Regions from separate parts of the Mus musculus genome. Here regions 1 and 2 are each linked to region 3. The links are chromatin loops, found by intact Hi-C in ENCODE. Cell type or tissue: gastrocnemius. All regions are shown on one strand. Each heading gives the region's core, and the rest is flanking DNA. Links, peaks and the distances in the headings are about the cores only.

The links. Peaks named below come from ENCODE experiments on the same cell type or tissue, not always from the same donor. Only the 100,000 strongest peaks of a DNase experiment are listed, where the experiment ranks them.
Region 1: a loop joins it to region 3, with 5 times the contacts of the local background. A loop is called at or near these places in 35 of 42 quality-filtered maps.
Region 2: a loop joins it to region 3, with 2.2 times the contacts of the local background. A loop is called at or near these places in 9 of 42 quality-filtered maps.

The regions. Positions count from the first base shown.
Region 1 is chr14:79,392,985-79,401,504 of GRCm38, reverse strand. Mtrf1 (mitochondrial translational release factor 1) reads right to left here and starts at 3,733. Exons shown (of 11, transcript NM_145960.4): 1 at 3,469-3,733; 2 at 1,706-1,813; 3 at 1-83. The coding sequence starts at 75. In gastrocnemius, for the core only: CTCF peaks have their summits at 3,235 and 3,434; a DNase peak (open chromatin) is centred at 3,613; H3K4me3 peaks cover 1,347 bases; H3K27ac peaks cover 1,348 bases.
Region 2 is chr14:79,415,676-79,424,195 of GRCm38, reverse strand. Mtrf1 (mitochondrial translational release factor 1) reads right to left here. Exons shown (of 11, transcript NM_145960.4): 9 at 8,182-8,318; 10 at 4,910-5,008; 11 at 546-799. The coding sequence ends at 686. Among named protein-coding and RNA genes, the nearest start is that of Kbtbd7, 6.6 kb to the left of the region's middle. In gastrocnemius, for the core only: no CTCF peak of the experiment used is centred there; a DNase peak (open chromatin) is centred at 3,708.
Region 3 is chr14:79,464,798-79,469,797 of GRCm38, reverse strand. It overlaps Wbp4 (WW domain binding protein 4), which reads left to right. Exons shown (of 10, transcript NM_018765.3): 8 at 2,335-2,525; 9 at 3,449-3,615. Among named protein-coding and RNA genes, the nearest start is that of Elf1, 14 kb to the left of the region's middle. In gastrocnemius, for the core only: a CTCF peak has its summit at 1,958 (motif pointing right); a DNase peak (open chromatin) is centred at 1,963.

The sequences.
Region 1 (8,520 bases), core at 1,476-6,475, 70 kb after region 3:
AAGGAAGACATGTCTCTGGGGGCACGCACGGAGAAATGGATTCCGAAAAAGCCAAATACACAGGTGATGACTCATCTCAGTAGCTGTAATGTAAGATAAAACAGTTGAGAAAAGCAATTCTAAAGATATATGGAGTTTCAGAGAAACCTTTAGTTCACAGCCTCATTTAGCTCCAATGATGGTCAATAACTCAGAGATACACACACACACACACACACACACACACACACAGAGTGAGAGATATACATATATGTGCATATATATGTGTGTATATATATGTGTGTGTATGTATATATACATATACATATATACATACATACATACATACACACACATATTTATATATATATCTATATATAATTTATTGACTTAGAGACAGAGTCCCATTATTTATCTCTGGCTACCCTAGAACTCACTCTGTAGACCAAGATGGCCATGAACACACAGATCTGCTTCTGCTTCCCAAATGGTGGAATTAAGGGGTAGTGCCACCAGAAAATCCTCAAAACCTCTAAATAATAGTATATTAAAACAAGTAAGGGACTGGCAAAATAGCCCAGAGAATCAAATTACCTACAGGTAATTCTGACATCATGAAGCTCAATCCCTGGGATTTGTTGCTGTCATCATCCTGTTTGTTTGTTTGCTTCTTTCTCCCTTTCTCTTCCTTCCTTCCTTCCTTTATTTTTGAGACAGGATTTCACTGTGTAGCCCTGGGTATCCTGGAACTCACTCTGTAGATCAGGCTAGCCTCAAACTCAAAGAGATCCTCCTGTCTCTCCTTACACGTGCTGGGATTAAAGGTGAGCACCACCGCCTGGCTAATACAATTGATATAAAGAAAACTGATCCTTGAAAGCTGTCTACCTGCACACCCCCACATGCACACAAAATAATTTTGTCGTAAAAAAGCACTTTATATATACAACTAAGACAAGTGTGTAGGAGTATAACTAACAAATACAACAGTAGAATGGGTTAAGGCAGTTCTAACTTTGAGTATACAAATATACACTTAAAAGCTTAAAAACTCTAATCCCAGCACTTGGGAGGTAGAGGCAGGCAGATATCTGTGAGTTGAAGGCCACCCTGGTCTACAAAGCAAGTTCAGGGCAGCCAGAGCTTAGACAGCGAAACCTGTCTCGGAAAACAAACAAACAAGCAAGCAAACAGCAATAAAATAATAATGTATCTTTAGGTGGTTCATAGTCATATATTTATGAAGTCCAAGGAAAATATTAACATTTCATCTGCTATCTAGTTTAATTGACAAAAGTGTCTTCCTATGTAGCTCAGGCTGACTTCAAACTGGAGGCCTCCTGCTTCAGCCTTCCAAATGCTGAATCACAAATGTACATCAACATGTCTGGATAAATTTAAATCAGCAATTTTATTGTATTTATTAACTTATTTTTTAAATTATTATTATTATTACTATTATTATAGAGAGTGTGAGAAACACGGTGTATATTGTGTGTCTCTGTGTGTGCATGAGAGAGAGAGTGAGAGAGAGAGAAAGAGAGAAGAGAGAGAGAGAAGAGAGAAGAGAGAGAGAGAGAGAGAGAGAGAGGAGAGAGAGAGAGAGAGATTGATTAGGGATTGTCACCTGGCCTTACATATGCTAAGCAAGCACTTTGTTTTGTTTATTTCAGGGCATTCAGAAGCCACAAACAGTTAGGTAACTTCATCATAAGTATTCACTCACTGGCTGCAGGCAGAGTTTGTATCATAACAGCTTGTCTGTTCCAAGATCAGCACTTCTCATTCTCCACCTTGGGATCACTTCTTGAGGATGCTTCTCTTTTAGCCGAATCTAAAGGAAGAGATCTCAGATATTAAAAGACCAACTTAACACACCAGGAGGATCTGGTAGTGAGAAAATAAAAAGGTCAATGATGATATTTTAAAACTGGAAAAAAAAAAACCAAACAGATTACAAAACAGTATAATCTCTGTTGTTGTTGTTGTTGTTGTTGTTTAAAAACTATGCTGTATGGGAAAAAGCAGATAAATATGCTGTCTTAGTTACTATTCTATTGCTATGAGGAGACACCATGACCAAGGCAACTTACAAAAAGAAGCAGTTAACTGAGGGCTTGCTCTCAGTTTTAGGTTTGTCCGTGGACATCATGGTGGTGAGTGTGGTAACAGGCAGACAGGCTTGGTGCTGGGAACAGTAGCTGAGAGCTCACCTCTGATCTCTAAGTTGCAGGCAGAGACCTGGCCTGGCATGTGCTCTTGAAACCTCAAAGCCACTCTTGTGGTACATGTCCTCCAACAAGGCCACATCTCCTAATCCTCCCCAAACAGTTCCACTAACTGGGAACTAAACACTCAAATATACGAGCCTATGGTCTCATTCAAACCATCACACATATTTTAAAAGAAGACAAAAGAAATCCATCCAAATGGCACTTGCTGCTCTTGCAGAGGACCAAGGCCAACACCTGCACAGTGGGTCACAAATTGTCCCTAACTCCAGTTCCAGGAGACTGATCTGACACACCCTCTCCTTGCTTCCTGGGCATCAAGCATACATATGATATACATACACACACACATACATACATACATACATGCAGTTAGTTACCCACACACATACAAAAATATTTTTTTAAAAAATGACAGATTAGGTGAAATTGGGTATGCACAATAATTATCTGTTCTTCCTTCAGATAAGGGCAAGATAGGGAAAATGTTTTTCCTCCTGATATTAAAACTGGAAATAAGGGTCAAAATTTAGCAGAATGGCTTGGGGATGTAGTTCAGTGGCCCAACATGCTCAAGGCCTATCTGTGGTTTGATCCTTAGCACAACAAATTACCAGAAGCAGCCTTTATTATAACTGCTGTTTGTTGCTGTGCCTGGCAACACATTCATATATAAGCTCCTTTGGTCTTGCTAAATCCAACTTAGCATTACCATTTTAAAAACTAAATATTCAGGAGATTCAGCATATACTGGGTTCTATTAATAAATTTCACAAAAATCAACAGCTGAAATTTGGACTGTGAAAGAATTCACGAATGCCCAGCAGCCACAGATTTAATACTCCAGAAGTGCATCTTTATATCTAACCTTGAGTACATCAGGAGTATTCGTTTGACGGTGGAAAGAAGAAAAGGATGGAAGATTTTAGTAATGCTCTGGCTAAAATTTCCAGTTTAGGAGTAGCTGTGGAATGAGTAACTACCTAAACCTAGAAAGAGCAAGGCTTCAACATCACCCCCACAACCCGGTATTACTCGACATTTTAAAAGCAATTCTCGGTTTCTGGTGTGTTAAAAGTGACAGTAAACGGGCACCAGGCGTAGAATGTGAAAATCATGTTGTGTAAGTCAGTATTATGGATTCTATACGGAAGTAACACCAGTGGGCAGTAGGAATTTTTTTTAAAGCCCTCTTACGGCCAAGAAAGAATTGTGAATATCTAAGTAAAAGAAGAAAATTGACGTTCTCGTTTCTTACTGATAACTGAGCCTCCTGTGCACCGCAACATTTCAGCTCAAGGTACTGCAAGCATGATCAGTCCCAGGCTACTGCTTCCGGGTTACGGTTTGTTCCTGGCTCCTCCTCCACTTTGCAGAGAAATGGTCCTTAGGTGTCCGTAACGGTAAACAAGAATGAAATGACGAAGCGGGTAGGATACTGCTCTGGAAGGACCACGCGTGGAACGGATTTGGAGCTGACTCCTGGAAGCTGCGACGTCCAAAGTGGATCGCCCTCTCCTAGTGCCCTAACCAAGGAATCCTGGGAGTTGTAGTTTACCCTTCCCCAGGCTTTCTTGTTTCCCACCCTAAGACCCTTTACTCCATCTTTCTCCCTAAATTTAGGGTTTTCAGATACTTATAAACCTAGAAGCGAACCTTTTCCCTAATTTACACATCAAATTCTACAGTATGTGATAGGCGAAATCTCAAGAATTTCTTTACGTGTTACCAACCCTTGAAGCAGTAGTTTCTAAGTTACTGATTTGTTTTGTTTCAGAGTGCAGGAGGTTAAGGCTAGAGACTCATGCACGCTAAGACAAGAGCTCTATCATTGAGCTATATCCACAGACTTGGGGGTTTGTTTTTTAAATGGAACCTCCCTCCCCCCAATCATTAACAATTTTAGCGGGGCGTGGGGGCACACACCTTTAATCCCAGCACTTGGGAGGCAGAGGCAGGCGAATTTCAGAGTTCGAGGCCAGCCTGGTCTACAAAGTGAGTTCCAGGACAGCCAGGGCTATACAGAGAAACCCTGTCCCAAAAAAAAACAAACAAAAACAAACAAAACAAAACAAAACAAAAACCCAAACAAACAAAAACAATTTTAGGAGATTCTGAATTGTTAATTGTTACACTTTTAGCCAGTATTGTTTAAAACATTGACTGAAAAAAACTATAGGGGCTCGCGAAATGGCTCAGTGGTTAAGAGCGCCGACTGCTCTTCCGAAGGTCCGGAGTTCAAGTCCCAGCAACCACATGGTGGTTCACAACCATCCGTAAGGAAATCTGATGCCCTCTTCTGGAGTGTCTGAAGACGGCTACAGTGTACTTACATATAATAAATAAATAAAACTTTAAAAAGAAAAAAAAAAAGAACAATGACAAAGAGAGCTATAAATTTGTATTTAAAAAAAAATCATAACAGGACCCCAAAATAGATAACTATATCTATGAATTAGAATTTTTAAAGATAGTGTTGTTTACGTGTGTGTTTAGAGACACAAGACCCTATCTCAAAAACAAACACAAATAGGGAGGGGTGAGTAAAAATGGTGGAAAGAGAGAAAAAGATAGAAACCAACATACAACAAAATAATATTTAACATTTACTAGTATGCACTTCAAGGTAGTTACTTCTGCCTACTATATACTAGTCACTAGTTTGAATGCTTTAAACCTATTAGTTCATATAGTTCCATAATACTCTTTTTCTTTTTTCGAGACAGGGTTTCTCTGTGTAGCCCTGGCTGTCCTGGAACTCACTTTGTAGACCAGGCTGACCTCAAACGCAGAAATCTGCCTGTCCCTGCCTCCCAAGTGCTGGGATTAAAGGCATGTACCACCACGCCCGGCTCTATAATGATCTTAAAAACCCATTTGCAGAAGAGAAAACTAAAGCATAATGCATCTAAGGAGGCAAGCATGATGGCTCACACCTGAAATCCGACCACACAGGAGCTGAGATAGGAGGCTAGTGGCCATCTTGGGCTACAGAGTACCAGACCTACCTGGGCAATGGTGAGTTCCTGTCTCTAAAGACTCAAGCCCACTTGAATACATAAAAAACTTAAGAATTCCTGCCAGGAATTGTGAGGCAGGTCACATTTGAGAAGTAGAGGCAGGAGACTCAGAAGTCTATATAGTTAGCTTAAGGCCACTACAAAATGTGTCTCTCAAAAAAACAAAATTAGGGGCTGGAGACATGGCTCACATGTTGAGAGCACTTACTGGTCTTCCAGGGGACCTGAGTTCAGTTCCCAGGACCCGCAGTAGGTCGTTTACAACGGCATCTAAGCCCAGCTCCAGAGGATCCAATGTCTTGTGCCTCCATAAGCATCCATACACACATGCACACATCCACACAGACACACACACACAATTCAAAAATAATAAAAATATTAATTTTAGTGTGTTTGCACACTCAAATGGAAGTCAGAGAAAAACCTGTGAGAGTCAGTTAGAAAAATTGCCATACAAAACAGACATGTAAGCAGAAAGTAGCCACCTATAAGCTAACAGGCAAAACTCACCTTGTTGTTTAAGATGAGGACTTCCTGGTCTCCAAACCACGAGGAATTTGAACCACCAGCCTATGGTATTTTGTTATGAAAGCTTGACTAGACTGATGAATATGTAGAACAACTTTTTTTTTAAGATTTATTTATTAGATGTACCTACATTGTCACTGTCTTCAGACACTCCAAAAGAGGGCATCAGATCCCATTACAGATGTTTGTGAGCCACCATGTGGTTGCTGGGATTTGAACTCAGGACCTCTGGAAGAGCAGTCAGTGCTCTTAACCACTGAGCCATCTCTCCAGCCCTATGTAGAACATTTTTAAAATATAAATTAATCTTTATGTACTTTGTGCTATCTCTCAATATAAAAAGAATTCTGAAGCTAAGTTATATTTAGTTTTAAGTACGGTGCTTTATTTGCCAACATTTTAAACAAAGAAAACAATGTAGCATGTGCATGATAATTAATGCAGAAAGAGACTTTTTAAAAAAGATTTCTTTATTGTTATAAATAAGTACACTGTAGCTGTCTTCAGACACACCAGAAGAGGGTGTCAGATCTTATTATGGGTGGTTGTGAGCCATCATGTGGTTGCTGGGATTTGAACTCAGGACCTTTGGAAGAGCAGTCAGTGCTCTTACCCACTAAGCCATCTCGCCAGCCCCAGAAAGAGATCTTAACACAATGTAATTGAAAAGGCATATTTATTTAGTTGATATTTGAGATAGAGTCTCACGTAGCCCATGCTGTCCCTAAACTTGCTAGTATAGTCAAGAATGGCCTTGAACTTCTGTTCCTCCTGCATTTATCCACCAAAGATCTGGGTTTACAAACAAGCATCCCAACTCAGCTTGAAAGAGGATGTTTAAAGCTTAGCAAACCATTCTCTATCAACTATGTTGGGGCTGGAGGGATGGATCAGTACTTTTGAGCACTTGATGCTCTTACAGAAAATGGACTGCAGCCCTAGCACCTATATGATGCCTCACATCATCTATAACCCCAGTTCCAGGGAATCTGGTGCCCTCTTCTGTCTTCCATGGGCACTGCACATACTTTTTAAAAAATGTGTTAGGTTAGAGATGACTCAGAGGTTAAGAGCACTTCCAAAGGTCCTGAGTTCAATTTCTGGCAATCACATGGTGGCTCACAACCATCTGTAATAGGATCTGATACCCTCTTCTGGTATGTCTGAAGACAGCTGCAATGTACTCATATAAATAAAATAAATCTTTTTTTTTTTTAAATGTGTTACAAGGTGTGGTGGTACATGCCTTTTATCCCAGCACCTGGGAGGCAGAGGCAGGTGGATCTCAGTGAGTTTGAGGGCAGCCTAGTCTACAGAGTGAGTTCCAGGACAGCTAGGGCTATATGGAGAAACCCTGTCTCTAAAAACAAACAAACAAACAAAAACAAAAACAAAAATACCAAACCACTACCACCAATAACCACAACAAAACCCTCAAACAAACAAATAACCCAAAACTTCAAACAAAACAAAAAAGGAAATAATTTCTTCATAGTTGTCAAAGTTTCAGTTCCTGGACATCTTGCGTTGGGACCTTTGGCAAGGCAGAACACGGTGTTAAGTCTGTTTACCTTATAAGAACTGGGAAACAAAGTGGTGAGGGGAGGTGCCAGCATTCTAGTATCTCTCCTTCTAGAATATACCCCTCTGAGGGTGAGTCTATGTTGGGGAGGATGGATGCAGATAGGCAGGCACAGGGATGGAGCAGTAGCTGAGAGTTTACTTACATGTTGAGACAATAATTAGAGATGGAGTGGGAGCTAACTGGGAATGATGTGGTATTTTGAAACCTCAAAGCCTCTTCCCCTTACCCCCAGCGACAGTAACACACCTCCTCCAACAAGACCACATCTCCTAATCCTTCCCCAACAGTTCCATCAGCTGGGACCAAGCATTCCAATACGTGAGTTCACAGAAGTAGTTTCATTCAAACCACCACAGCCTTCAATCGCATGGTTATATGGGTTGTGGGAATAACAGCAAACTCCTAGATTTTACTGTGTCAGCTAGTTATATAAAAGAGGTATGTGGTTGTACTGTTATTTTACTTAATGCATGATTCTAAAGGAGGCACAGCCTGTCTAAAGTGCCAGGAAGGGATGTTTAGCTAGAAATCCCAGGTGCTTCCAATCAGAATTTGGCTTTCTTTCTGAGAAACACTGCATTTTGATTTGCATAGCACTTCTCTTTTAGCTTTGGCTTTGAAATGACTAAGCATTACATTCATATAACCCTGCTGTACAGCAGATCACAACGATGTTATAACTCCATTTCCTGTTGAAAGGTAGAAATAACTTTTGTTCCAGACAAAACAGGAAGGCAGTAATAAAATGACAGCTGCTGGCTCATTTAGGCTTTCTGTTTGTGCAGACATTATATCTGTTATACAGTCTAAGGTTTGGGCTTGGAATTGCCACAGCACAGATAGTGGAGGTTTTGTTTTGTTTTAAGATTTATTTATTTATTTTATGCATGTGAGTACACCACCATTGCTCTTTTCAGACACACCAGAAAGAGGGCACCAGACCCCAATACAGACATTTTTTTGTTTGTTTGTTTTTTTTTGAGACAGGGTTTCTCTGTATAGCTCTGGCTGTCCTGGAACTCACTTTGTAGACCAGGCTGGCCTCGAACTCAGAAATTCGCCTGCCTCTGCCTCCCAAGTGCTGGGATTAAAGGCATGTGTCACCACGCCCGGCTCATTACAGACATTTATGAGCCACCATGTGGTTGCTGGAATTTGAACTCAGGTCCCCTGGAAG
Region 2 (8,520 bases), core at 1,476-6,475, 47 kb after region 3:
TGTGGTGAAAATAAAGTAAAAATGTTAAGTACTTGTCTGGGGAAATATTGGGTTCTATGTATACTGGCAAATAAAACCATGTAAAGATACCCAAGTCATTATTAGTGAATGCAAATTAAATTCCCAAGAGTTCACCACATATTCAGTAGAGTACCTAAAATTAAGAGGATAAAATAATGCTTAATGTCTTTTGGTCATTAACTGCCATGAGCGTTTCATCGAGTCCGTTCTTCCTCACCTGAAGCAGGCCTGGTGAGTGAGCTCCCTGCGAGCATCCCTTCTGCTTCAAATATTTAGTAGCTACAAATTTGTCCTGAACCTGTCGTGTAACTTTTTTCAAATGTTATCTTATATAAGCTAGGCATGGTGACTCACACCTATACGCCTTTGGAAGAAAATGTTCATGGTTTTTAAAAGGTCTAAGAGAAAAGGTTAATTCATCTTAGACAATCAGTTCTCAATAGTTTATTTTTCTTTTTGATGTTTCAAGCTTATTTGCTACTTGGAGAGCTGGATTATTTACTGAAACCTAAAATAAACTCTATGCAAGAAATGTGAGTTTCTTTTATTAAAATGAGTTCTATAAAAACTCTGTAGGCACATCTATACTTTATGAATATTTATTAAGATTTCCACACCTTTTTTTTTCTTGATCAAAGTCCACTTCATTTATATAACAAATAATTTATTTCACTGATTGAAGGCTTTCATCCAAAAATTCGGAAATGGCCTCTTCATCTGCTGATTGAAGCAATCTCTCAATTAGCTGATCCAGGCACTTCTCACCACGTAAAAATTCCTGATTAAAAAGGGAGTTATTATGAAACTTGACTCTACAGTTTGGATCTCAGGTGTTTCCCAAAAACCCATGTGGTAAACATTAGGCCTTTTGGAAAGTGGTAGAAACCTAAATGAGGCAGGCCTGATGGAAGGTGTGTCTCCCAATGGAACTGAAGGATGCTAACGGACTCCTTTCCATTTTACCTCCAGGATAGCGGGTAATTGGCTTCCTCTAACACATGCTCCCACCTAGATGAACTGTGCGGTCATAGGCCCAAAACAGGGGGGCAGGTAGTCACGGTGTGGTGCTTTGAATGAGAATAGGCCCCACAGGCTCATAAATTTGAATGTTTGGTTCCCAGTTGGTAGATTTTTTAAGATTAGGAGGTGTGGCCTTGGTGGAGGAAGTATATCTCTAGGGATGGCCTTTGACGGTTCAAAAGCCTAAGCCAGACCTAGTTTTGTGTGTGCATGTGCACGCTCTCTCTCTCTCTCTCTTTCTCTGCACCTCATCTTGCACATAAGATGTAAGCTCTGAGCCATGAGCCATTGTTCCATCACCATGCCTGCCTGCTACCATGCTTTCCACTATTATGGTCCTGGATTTATCCTCAGAAACTGTAAGGAAGTCCCCAGGCAGATGCTTTTCTTTTATAAGTTGCCTTGGTCATGGTGTCCTCACAGGATTGGAACAGTGAGCAGCCGCACAGTCTGAAACCTTACGACTGTGAGATAAAGAAATCTCTTCTCTTTCCAGGTTGCTTTTCTCAAGTATCTGTTATGCTAATGGAGAACAGACTAACACCCCCATAATCAAACAGAGAGCAAACAATTGTCTGTTTCTTCATCGTTATCACTAACAACAAAGGTTTACTAATATTCTGGAATATTATTAACACATCTGCTACTATATGGAGAGCCCCAGGTTTTAGTACTCCTTTTTTCTTAAATAAAACATGAATCTAAAAGAGAAAACAGATTTCTACTTTAATTGCTTAAGTTATCATTCTACTTTGAAATGAAATTGATTGAAATAAAAATTGTATTTGAAATCAATACAATGAAATCTGTGACATTGATCTTTCCAATGACTCTGGAGATAAGACATAGATATCTGAATGAGCTTTTGAAACCCACCAACTGCTTGTCTTCGAGAACCTTTGCTGAGTGTTTTTGACACTAGTCTCTGTTAGCACACTATCTTTGAAAGGAAATGTTGCCTGTGACTTCTATCAGTCAAAAAAAGAGTGTGTCTGCCTGCTTAAAAAAACAAATAGTGTAACTAGTACACGAGAGGCCGAGGCAGGTGGATCTCTGAGTTCAAGGCTAGTCTGGTCTACAAAGCAAGTTGCACTCACTACACAGGAAAACCTGGGCTTGATTCTCAACACCCACAAGGTGACTCATCTGCAACTCCAGTTCCAATGCCCTCCACCTTTCTGGGTACCAAGCATGCACACAGTATGCATACATACATACATACATACATACATACATACAGGTAAAACATCCATACACATAAAATAAATCTAAAAATTCTAATTGGAAAGCCAAGGGCTGTGATATGGCCACGCATGCATGAAGACCTGAGTGTAAATCCTTAGGTAAAAGAAACCACACTCACTCACACTCACACACATACACACACACACACACACACACACACACACACATACACACACTAGGCCATGCATGCATGAAGACCTGAGTGTAAATCCTTAGGTAAAAGAAATCACAATCACTCACACTCACATACACACACACACACACACACACACTCACACACACACACACACTCACACACACAAACACACACACACAACCACAGAGCACACACATAACCACAGAGCAGGATGTGTGGTTAGACATAGGTAGATTTCCAAGGTGTCTAATCAATTGGTGAGCTCCTGGGACCTAGAAAAGACCTTGTCTCAAAAGGTGGACCTGAGGTAGACACCTAACTCTGACCTCTGGTTTCTATCCATGTGAACATACATGTAAACAGCCACACAAATATGTCCACGCACATGTGCGCATACAATAAGCAAAAAATAAAATAAAAAAAACCTCTGAAAGATGTAGAAATCTTGGATTTCCTTCCTATTTTGTTCCAAAAATAGGAAGGAAAAGCACAATGATTCGATCTTAGAATTCATATTTGGCTGGAGAGAGATGTGGCTCAGAAGTTAAGAGCACTGGCTGCTCTCCTAAGGAGAGTTCCTGAGTTCAATTCCCAGCAACCACATGGTGGCTCACAACCATCTTTAATGGGATCTGATGCCCTCTTCTGTCATGCAGACATACAAGCAGACAGAGGACTCATACATAAACAAAATTTAAAACGTTTCACACAACTAATCATGCTATGCGCCTGCTTATAAAAGTCAACATACTTGGAGCTGCAATTAGTATGGTACCGCCGCTTGGATTTCATTTTAGGAACTGACGTAAAAGGGATTCCACTCTTAACTGTAACCATAATACCTTTCAAGTTCGTTTGGATCACCCGGGGGGTTGTGGTTATATAAAGATTAAAGAGTTCATATAAAGATTCCAGGATTGAACTCTCAGAAGCTAACAAGCTAGTGTCAGAGTGAGACGAGTAAGCGGACAGCATAGACAAAGCGGACAGCATAGACAAATGCAGACAGTTAAAAAAAAAACTAAGGAGAAGGCAAAGGCCAGAAGGGCCTGCTAATAGGATGGTGGCAGCTGGAAAAGACTGAGTTGGGAAGGAGGCATTTCAACTGAGCCTTTAAAAGAAATGGGTATTCCTTGAGCAGAGGGCATTTCACATGACTGAATGTGAGGAGAGACGGAAAGATGAAGTACAAGTGAGAGCTGCGGCCGGGGCCACGTTCCAATCGTCAGCCTGGGTTACAGAGTGAGATACTGTCTCAAAGAAGGGCAACAGCGCCAGCTTCAGGGGATCTCTAAGACCCCTGGGTGGTCTCCAGGAGCCGAAGCGCTGGGGCACTGGGGCTGTTGCTGCTCCCTGGGACCGAGACTGCGCCTCGGGAATAAATGAGTGTGGACATTCACACGGTGACCGTGCACTCTTCTCCTTGTGCCCCTGACCTCTCCTTTGACTTTCCAAGCTGGGAAATGTGCCTTCTGACCTCTTCTCAGCAGTTCACAGACGTGGGCACAGCTCTCTCTCTAATTTAGAAATCTTGAGAGGCACTCCTTGGGGGCTACGGCTCGCTCAGCTGCCTGAGCCAAGCAAATCAATTGTTGTCAGGGTCACGATCATGCCCGGGTGCGGCTGCTCCATCAGGAATTATGTGGATGGAGTCAGAGGAAGCCAAAGTTTCTGAAAGGGGTGGAGAGCCGGGCAGAAGAGCCCCTACACGTTCACTTTCCTCCAGTCTACCCCTCTGTCGGCTGGCTGCCACTCTCCTGCCGAGGTCCTTACTCCTTCTCCAGTCTCTTCTGTAACATTTCTAAGTTACTCCCTCCTGTCAGTCTCTGCTATCTTTTCTTCTGACCTGGCCACGGTGTGTTTTTTACTTTTTGGTTTGGGACAGGCCTTGTTATCAGGCCGCCCTCAAATTCATGGTGATTCTCTTCCCTCAGCCTCGGAAGTGCTAAAAACACAACTGAAAAAAAATATGATGCTCTTGAAACAATATTGCTAAATATGTTTGCTTACTATTGTGTTTTATCTAAGGAAAGAGAAGTTAGACATTTGCTCCCTGCACCAGGTTGGTGGCTCTCCCTTGTAACCCAAGGAATCAGAACCTAAGGCAAGAGCTTTACTCTAAGTTCTGGGGCAGCCTGGGCTACAAGAGTAAGCCCCTATCTAAAACAAACACACACAAGAACAGCAGATGAACCCTTAAAAAGGCCTAGCCATTCCAGTAAGAAAGGATCAAAGGTGGGGAGGTGTGTGGAGGGAGCCATTCGTGAAGCAACCTGCAGCAACATTTAGGGCTAAGAGCAGCTTCTACCTGACTTATGTGTCTTGTGTGTGTGTGTGTCACGGCGCGTGTGTGATCACAAGACAACTTGCATTGGTTTCTCGCCTTCCATATTAAGAATGTGCTCCTAGTCAGTGAGCCATCTCTCCAGCCCCCTGGCTATATTCCTAATGAAGCAAAGGTACAGAAAGCAGAGTCAGTGCCATTACCTTAATGTCACGAACTTCATACGCTATCCTGTGGTCAGTGACTCTATCCTGGGTGAAATTATATGTCCGAATTCTCTCCGACTGGGCTCTTGTTCCCACCTGTCCCATAACAAAAAGAAATTTGTATTTTTAATTTTAAAATTAAAAATTATAACATTTATAAAATCTTAATAAATTGTTATACTTGATTTTCCTGCTTGAGGGGATTAAATATCTATTTTTTAAAAACCTTATATCCACAGACCAAGACAAGAACAGGTAGAAGAATATTTTAAGGCAGGTTTGGGTTGGGAAAGGAACTTTGCGGAGAGTGCATGCTAACCCAGCAAAGGCTCCATCCCCAGCCCACCACACAAACAACCAAACACCCCTTGAGAGTAGATCTGTGAAATAAGAATAAACGCCTCTTTGATGTTTCAAGTTCCTTTTGTTTCTAACATTTAAAATTCTTCCTGTCCTTCTTTTTTAGAGGTTTTCATTTTTAAAAATATACTGTGTCATCGTATAGCCTCATTCACAGCAACTCTCCAGTCTCAGCCTCCCAACTACAGGCACCACAGATGTGAGGCCCATGCCTGGCATGTTCCTTTTTCCTCCAGGTAGGAAACCCTGACATTCGGCAATTTCACAAACACTTCAGGGAGCTTCCGGTGCTAGGCTTGATGCAGACCACTGTGGGAGATAGCGCTCTCCGTCCAGTCGGTCGTCGGGATGGTCTGACTTTGCATTTCTACTGTCACCTTCACATACACTTCTACAAAACTACAGTTGTATGTTTCCACGTCCGTGAATGGCCTTGCTTCATCTTCCTAAGGCATTTTTCTGAGCTTACTGCTGTGGGTCCTTCTTGTCTGCTAAGAGCACGTGCTTAAACTCAGCATTCCAGGTCCCCCTTAGCCTTCCCAGCATTGCTTCTGAGAACCACGTGGACACTTACAAGGCCTCGTGTTAGATCACGCCAGTTTCTGTGTTACCTAGCTCATCTGAAGGGATGCCCTTCCCTACCATGTCTTTGCTGCCCTAGCCCAGTCACTGAAATATGTGCTCTGACTCCTTCAAACTTACAACTTGGAATCTTACCACATGCGATGGTTACTGGCATGCTTAGTCCACTCCTGCCCCTAACAATAGTCCCCACCCCCAGCACTCTCTCAATTGCTTCATTTTTAAGATTAAAGAAACACATTTTTGGATCTTTCCTTCCCTCTCCACCTTCCACAGCCCCAAACTCTCTTGTTCTTTCTCCATATCCTCATCACATAGCCCAGGTTGATCTGCAACTGGCCATCCTCTTGCCTCAGCTTCCCCAATATTGACTCATTTTCTTAAAGCCTGAGGGAAACAAATTTGACGTAGCCAAACATCTGATCAGGAGAATTTGAAAAGTTACAGATTTCTAAGCTCAGTCATGGACATAATGAACAAGGGACTGTGCGTGCTGAAACTCTCTCGGCGGCTGTCCCTTCTGCCAAGCTGGGTTTGGAAAGCATCATATTAGAACGCGCGTCTAGACCAGCTGGATCAGAATCCAGTCTGCAAAACTTTCTGGGTGACTAGGGAGCCAGGGCTGAATACTGGGCACTAGATAAAGACCGCTGTGTGACTGACTGATGAAAAAGTTTCCAAACAGTAGAAACTGCTACTAAACAGCTCACAGGCAAACAAGGTAGTCAGAGGTCTTTCTGACCACTCAAATGAGACCTAATACACAATCTATCCCTTCACTTCTATCGTAATGAGGGCAACGAAATCTAGAAAGACAAACAGGGAAAGGGTTCCTATCATGATGAATACAAGGATTAATATTTAAAAGATTGTTGTTGTTGTTGTTTTTCAAGACAGGTCTTCTCTGGGTAATAGTGTTGGCTGTCCTGGAACTCACTCTGTAGACCAGGCTGTCCTCGAACTCAGAAATCTGCCTGCCTCTGCCTCCAGAGTGCTGGGATTAAAGGCATGTGTCATCACAGTCTAATATATTTTATATATATAACATAGGTTTTTGAAATAGGGTCTCACTAGGTAGACAAGCCTTGGCCCAACTTCCTTGGCCTCCTGAGTGCTGGGATTAAAGATCTAAGCTACCGCATCCAGCTTTGCTTACTATATTTAATTCTATTGTTGAAGTCTCTAGCCCTGACCTGGTTCTCTGGCATTACTTCTTAGAAATAACTATAGTCATTTTGCTTCAGGCCTGCCAACCATCCCATATTGTTGATACAAAAACAAAGCAGACAAAGAAAATTGGTTCTGAGCAAGGTCAACCTGACCACATATCTGCTCTGCTAGAGGCTTGTTATATTTTGAGAGCTGCTCTCCTTAGAAAATTCCCCAGCTGCAGCCTTCACTCAAGGCCAAGCAAGATAGGGGTCAGGTTGAACCACTGTGTCTAAATTACTAAAGAAACATGGAAAAAAGACAGACCACCCTGCAGCCCACCCCATACCTGCATTTGAGCTCTTTGTGCTTTTCTGGGTTTTGCCTTTATAAGCTGGTCCTGAAAAATGTTCGGGTTGTAACTTCAGCTCCCAAAGTCTGAACTATGGTCCATCGGTCTTGGGGTGTGTGTTCAATAAACTATCCCTGTCTGATTGAGATCAGTGTTCGTGTGATTTGTGGGGTGACTCCTGGACCCCAACAACTATAAATATATATCGAGCAAAATTCAAGAAGTACCGAAGGGCAGGAAATGCAAAGGCAATCTCCCTCTTACTCCTCATCCGCAGTCTCCAGCAGCAATCTCGCTCCCTTCCTTCAGGAAGGCCATTTAAGTGTGATTCATACTGAGTTGTAATATAAACCTTTAAGTATCTAAAATCTTCAAATTTCAAGAGAAATATTTTGTCTTAAAACCAAATCTCCTGCCGGGCACAGTGGCTCACACCTTTAATCCCAGATCTTGGGAAGCAGAGTTCGAGGCCAGCCGAGTCTAGTTCCAGACCAGCCAGGGCTACGCAGAGAAAAATCTGTCAGGGAAAAAAAAAATCAAAACCAAACCAAACCAAACCAACCAATTTTAGTTTAAGGCAGTTAAAACATAAACACTGCAGGGAAATAAGTAGGGGATACTTCTGTTTATTCATTTACTCCTTTGGAAACTGGCATGACTGAATGCAATCAATAGCTCCTTAGGCTACATGCACTTAAATATTCCTTGCTTACCAAAACAGCACGTGCCCCCTGTTCTAAGACACTTCTATTCATGTGAGGACAAGCACTGTGTTTGTGCATAACAGGACTTTCCTACAGCATTGCAACTGCTCCACTTGTCTTACCTGCAGTTTTCTAGCATTCTGCTGCTGACACCTGTCTTTCTCGATTATCTGTTGGTAGAGTCTGGCTCTCAACACACGCAAAGCTATTTCTTTATTTTTCAGCTGTGATCGTTCTTGTTGGCACTCTACTACCAGTCCTGAAAGACAAGCAGAAGCCAACTGTCACCTATCATTTCCACGGGCCCAGTAAAGAAGAAAAGAGTGGCATTTTACTTAGTGTTTGTTTGTGTGTGAGGAGCCCTGGCTGGCCTTGAACTCACAGTCTGCCTCTGCCTCGGGAGTTCTGGAATTAAAGGCAAGGGGCACCATACCTAGCTGAAGACTATCATAAGGTGAAAG
Region 3 (5,000 bases), core at 1-5,000:
TATGAGTCACCATGTGGGTGCTAGAATTGAACCCAGGTCTTCTCTGAGAGCAGCAAAAATTAACTGCTGAGCCAGCTCTCTCTGTCACTTAATGTTATTCAAGTTTTAAAGAGAGTCTTCAATTCTAAAATTACTGGATCTATGATTTAATAATTTCCCTCTGAGTGTCTATAGTTACCACCTACTTCAACTTTTGTCATGGTGAGGATCAGACTTGAGACCTAATGCAGGCGAGCATGTATGCTCTCATTGAACTACACCGAGGCCCTCACCATGGTGCACACCTTTAATCCCAGCACTCGGGAGTCAGAGGCAGGCTTATTTCTGAGTTCGAGGCCAGCCTGGTCTACAAAGTGAGTTCCAGGACAGCCAGAGCTATACAGAGAAACCCTGTCTGGAAAAAGAAAAAAAGAAAAAAAGAAAACGAAGCTGGCGTTAGAGATGTCATTTACCTGATAGACCATTTGCCTAGCACGCACAGTCTTGGGCTCAATCTGTAGCATTACATAAATGGTAAATGTAGCATAACATAAATGTAGCATAACATAAATGTAGCATTACATAAATGGTATGGGGCTCAGAGGTTAACTTGATGGGTACAGTGTGTGCTGTCCAAGCATGAGAACCTGAGTTCAAATTCCCAGCCTCCACATGGTAAGGTGTGGAAGCAAGCACTTGTAACCCCAACACTGGGTGAGCAGAGATGGCCATATCCTAGGGCTTGTTGGCTAGCCAGTTTAGGTTCAGTGAGAGACCCTATCTAGAAAGAGCGGAAAGGGAGTAGGGAAAGGAAAGAAAAGAAAGAGAAAGAAGCATACATAGATAGGAGGGGAGGGGAGGAGAATGATAGGGGAAGGTACCAGAAGTAGTCCTCTGGCCTCTACATACAAATGCATAGGCAAACACACCCACACATATACATACACCTATAAGAATATACCATATACTCAAAAACAAAAACAGGTGTAATCAAACATGCCTATAATCCTATCACTAGGAAGTTGGAGTCAGGGAACTCCTGTCATACAAAGATAAAAGTAAATAAATTCTTACAAAAATCACAGAATTCCTCAGTTAAGTCTTTGCTGTTCCTTTTCTGGCTTTTGAGACCATCTCAACCTGACCTCCAACTCAATAGTTCCTGAGTAGGACCTTGAAGTCTTGATGCGCCTGCCTCTCAAGGGCTGCAGTTCCAGGGCTGTGCCACCATACCCAGCTAGTCTTCAATGTTTCCTGTACCTAGACTTCAACTATTTTAAATAATGTCTTTTTTCTCCTACCATATATCTTATGTTCAGGTTCATATCCAACAGGACTGGAAAAAAGACAGTACTAGGGTTGGGGAGCACAGAAGATATTAAAACTTAACCATGTTCTTCTTGATATTTATGACAGTGTACAATGAAGTAAGGTTGCCATTTGGGTAGTTAAGTTCCTTCAGTAAAATGGCCTCAAGTTTCTCTGCCACGTACCACTGGGTATCTGCCCTTGTCAGTCTTCATGCTTTCCTTTCTGCTGTCAGCTCGGTATCTTCCTTAATCTGTGTTTTTAAATTCTTACTGCCCAAACCCTGTATTCGGTCTTTTAGTAAGAAATAGCCATTTGCCCAGTGAAAGCAGTGTTTCTGTACCATATAAGTAAAGTATTGGGTTTTTAGAAAGAGCCTAAGAGCTATGTTCTCTGGGGTTGGGAGGAGTTTAATCCTGATCAGTGTAATTAGTAGCCATTTTTATTCTTGATTGTTAAGTCAGGGTCTTACTTTGTAGCTGGCTGATTCTAAATCATGAAAACCAGGCAGACCTTGAACTTAGAAATTCCCCCTCCTCGGTCTCCTAGTCTCCTTCACTCTTAAAATTGTCTTAACTGGGAACAAATTGTATCTTTTTTCTCCCTTTTATTAAACTAAAAATAGAGATGAGAAGAAACATTGTAGTTCCTTTGCAAGCACAGCGACCACTAGATGGCGGAGGAGCTCAGCCAGCTGAGATCCCATTTCTAGTGAAGTAGCAAATTCAGATGGAAAACTCCAGGAAGTCTCTGTGAGAAGTTTCTGGAAATATTTGTAAAGTCATTATCATTATGGTTCTTGAAATTGTTTTCAGATAAACTGGGGATTTTTAAAACTCTTACCCCCTTTCCAAGTTCTTTCCCATTTAGAGTTAGTTTATAACTAGTAAGTTAGTAAGTGCAGACTCTCCTAAATTTTCTGAACAATAAAAAATAAAGTATAGATATGAAAATGCTGTATTATTTGGTGGTAGTAGATGATAAAGTGTTACATTGCTGAGAAGTATTGCTAAATAAGTAATGCAGTTATTAAAATGTGTTGAGCAGAATCCAAATGGGAAAAGCCTGAAGATTTCATCCCACATGGCGGGGATGTGCTTTCTAGTAAGGACAGTGGAAAGTTGCCCGACACCCTAGAAGACGCCAAGTCCTCCGATTCTCACAGTGATTCCGAAGGGGAACAGAAGAAAGCTGGAGAGGCCTCCACAGAGACCAAGAAGCTAATCATAAAGTTTAAGGTGGGGTCTCACTTGACTTTCCACAGACCTTTGCAGGCTGACTCCATGCTGCTGTTACTCCTGGTCAGCTCCAATCTGAAAATACGAAATAGAAAATCCAGAAAAAGGATTCATAGATTTTAACGTGTATGACACGATGAAATCTTACATTACAGTGTATTGTTGAAGTTTGCCATTTACTCCTGCAGTTAATCTCTTACTGTACCTGACTTATAAACTAAACTTACCATTATTGGATGTGTGTGGTTTGACATAGTGGATTTAGGCATCTACCCAGTGGAGATCTTGAAATGAGGCCAGCTAGGGCATCACAGTGAGACCCTGTCTAGGGAAAGGGAACAAGACAAGCATGTTGCAGAGCATGTGGCACGGGATAAGCAAAGATGGGAAAATTCGAAGTTCAGCCCGACCTGGGCTGCATAAGGGATGAGTTAGGAATCATTGTAGAATACAAAAGGAATTCCAGTCAGGCTACTGGTGGCTGTGTAATTTGCAAAGAGGCTGAAACCCCAGTACATGTATGGTGTTCACACTAAGGTGGAAAAGTAGGTGAAAAGGCTTTCTTAGCCCGGTGAAGAGAGAATCTCCCCCAGGACATCTGTAGGGACTGCTTCTGGCCCGAAAGGGAGTCATCGTCAGTTTTTCTGTGTAATCCTGGCTGTCCTGGACTTGCTTAAAGGCATGTGCCACCATCGTCTTTATGTATCATGATGGCACATTTTTTAAAAAGCGTCATTAAGCACAATGCATTAAAGTTTCAGACATAGTTCTTCCATGTACATGTATTGTGTAGTGTGAAAACTTAACATTAAGTGAATGATTATCAGTGTTATTAATGAGACTTTTTAAAGAAGTTAAGACATTTTTAGAGGTTGACTGTAGCTTTGCTTGAAGTGTATTATTTATTGGCCTTTGCATTACAGGAGAAAAATAAAAGTACTGAGAAAAGAATTGGCCCAGAAATACAAAAAGAAAAAAGTACTCCAAAACAGAATCCATCAAATACAAATGAAGAAAAACCCAAAACTCTTAAGAAATCGACAAACCCTTATGGGGAATGGCAAGAAATTAAACAGGAGGCTGAGTCTCAGTAAGTACATGAGGTGTCACCCATTGCTGTGTCCACGAACTTCAGCACACTGCTGTCAGAAGTCTCAGGTGTGCTCTGGTCTTTATTACATTCTTAGGATATTTTTTTAAAGATTTATTTATATGAGTACACTGTCACTCTCTTCAGATACACCAAAAGAAGGCATTGGATCCCATTACAGATGGTTGTCAGCCACCATGTAGTTGCTAGGAATTGAACTCAGGACCTGGGGAAGAGCAGTCAGTGCTCTTAACATCTTAGCCATCTCTCTATCCCTGAATATATTTTTTTTAATTTTATTTATTTATGTATGAATGTTCTATGTGCATATATGGTGTATACCAGAAGAGGGCATCAGATCCATTATATATAGTTGTGAGCCACCATGTGGTTCCTGGGAATTGAACTTAAAACCTCTGGAAGAGCAGATAGTCTTCATAACCACTAAGCCATCTGTCCAGCGCCCATTCTTAAAATATTTTTAATTTTGCTTTTTTCATTCCTAGAATATTTTTACTTTTAAAAGATGAAACAATGGTTGCTTTAAGCCAACTTAGTGATTGTTCTGTGTCCAAAGCATGACATTTCTAGTGACCACAGTCACACACTCAGCAGCAGTTTTATCAGAAAAACAAATGCTTGGAGCAAATATTCTGCAAGACACTTTAACTACAGAATGCATTTGAAGGAAAAGAAAAAGTGTTTACCCTTATTCTCTTGAAGTGTCTGACTATACTTCAAAGTGTTCTGTGTATATTATTGCCCAGAGTGTATTGTGGGTGTGAATTTTGTTTTTGTTGATTTGGTTTGGTTTGGTTTTCTTGAGTCTTGTGTAGCCTGATCTGGTTCCACCTCAAGGGTGGTAGTATTAACAGGTGTACCACTGTACCTGGCTCTAAACTTCAAAGCTCTTAAGCTCATATTCAAAGTAGCAGAAGAGGTTATCAATAGTTAAGCACAACCTGATTTATGTTACTGACTTAACTCCTCAAATAAGTTTTCTTTTTAGAGGAATTTATTTTACCAGGTAAATACATGTCACTATCAGGCAATCATTTTAGTGTTTTGGGGTATCTTTATTGTTTTGATTTTTTTTTTTTAACCTTTAAGAGAACCTTCAAGGTGAAGGGAAGGTATATGGATAAAGTAGATACTATTTAAAACCATGCTTTGAAATGGTAGTGTAGGACGGATACTTTTTAAAGATCTATTTTATTTATATGAATACACTGTAGCTGTCTTCAGACACACCAGAAGAGGGCATCAGATCCCATTACAGATGGTTGTGAGCTACCATGTGGTTGCTGGGAATTGAACTCAGGCCCTCTGGAAGAGCAGTCAGTGCTCTTAACTGCTAAGCCATCTCTCCAGCCCAGATGTATACT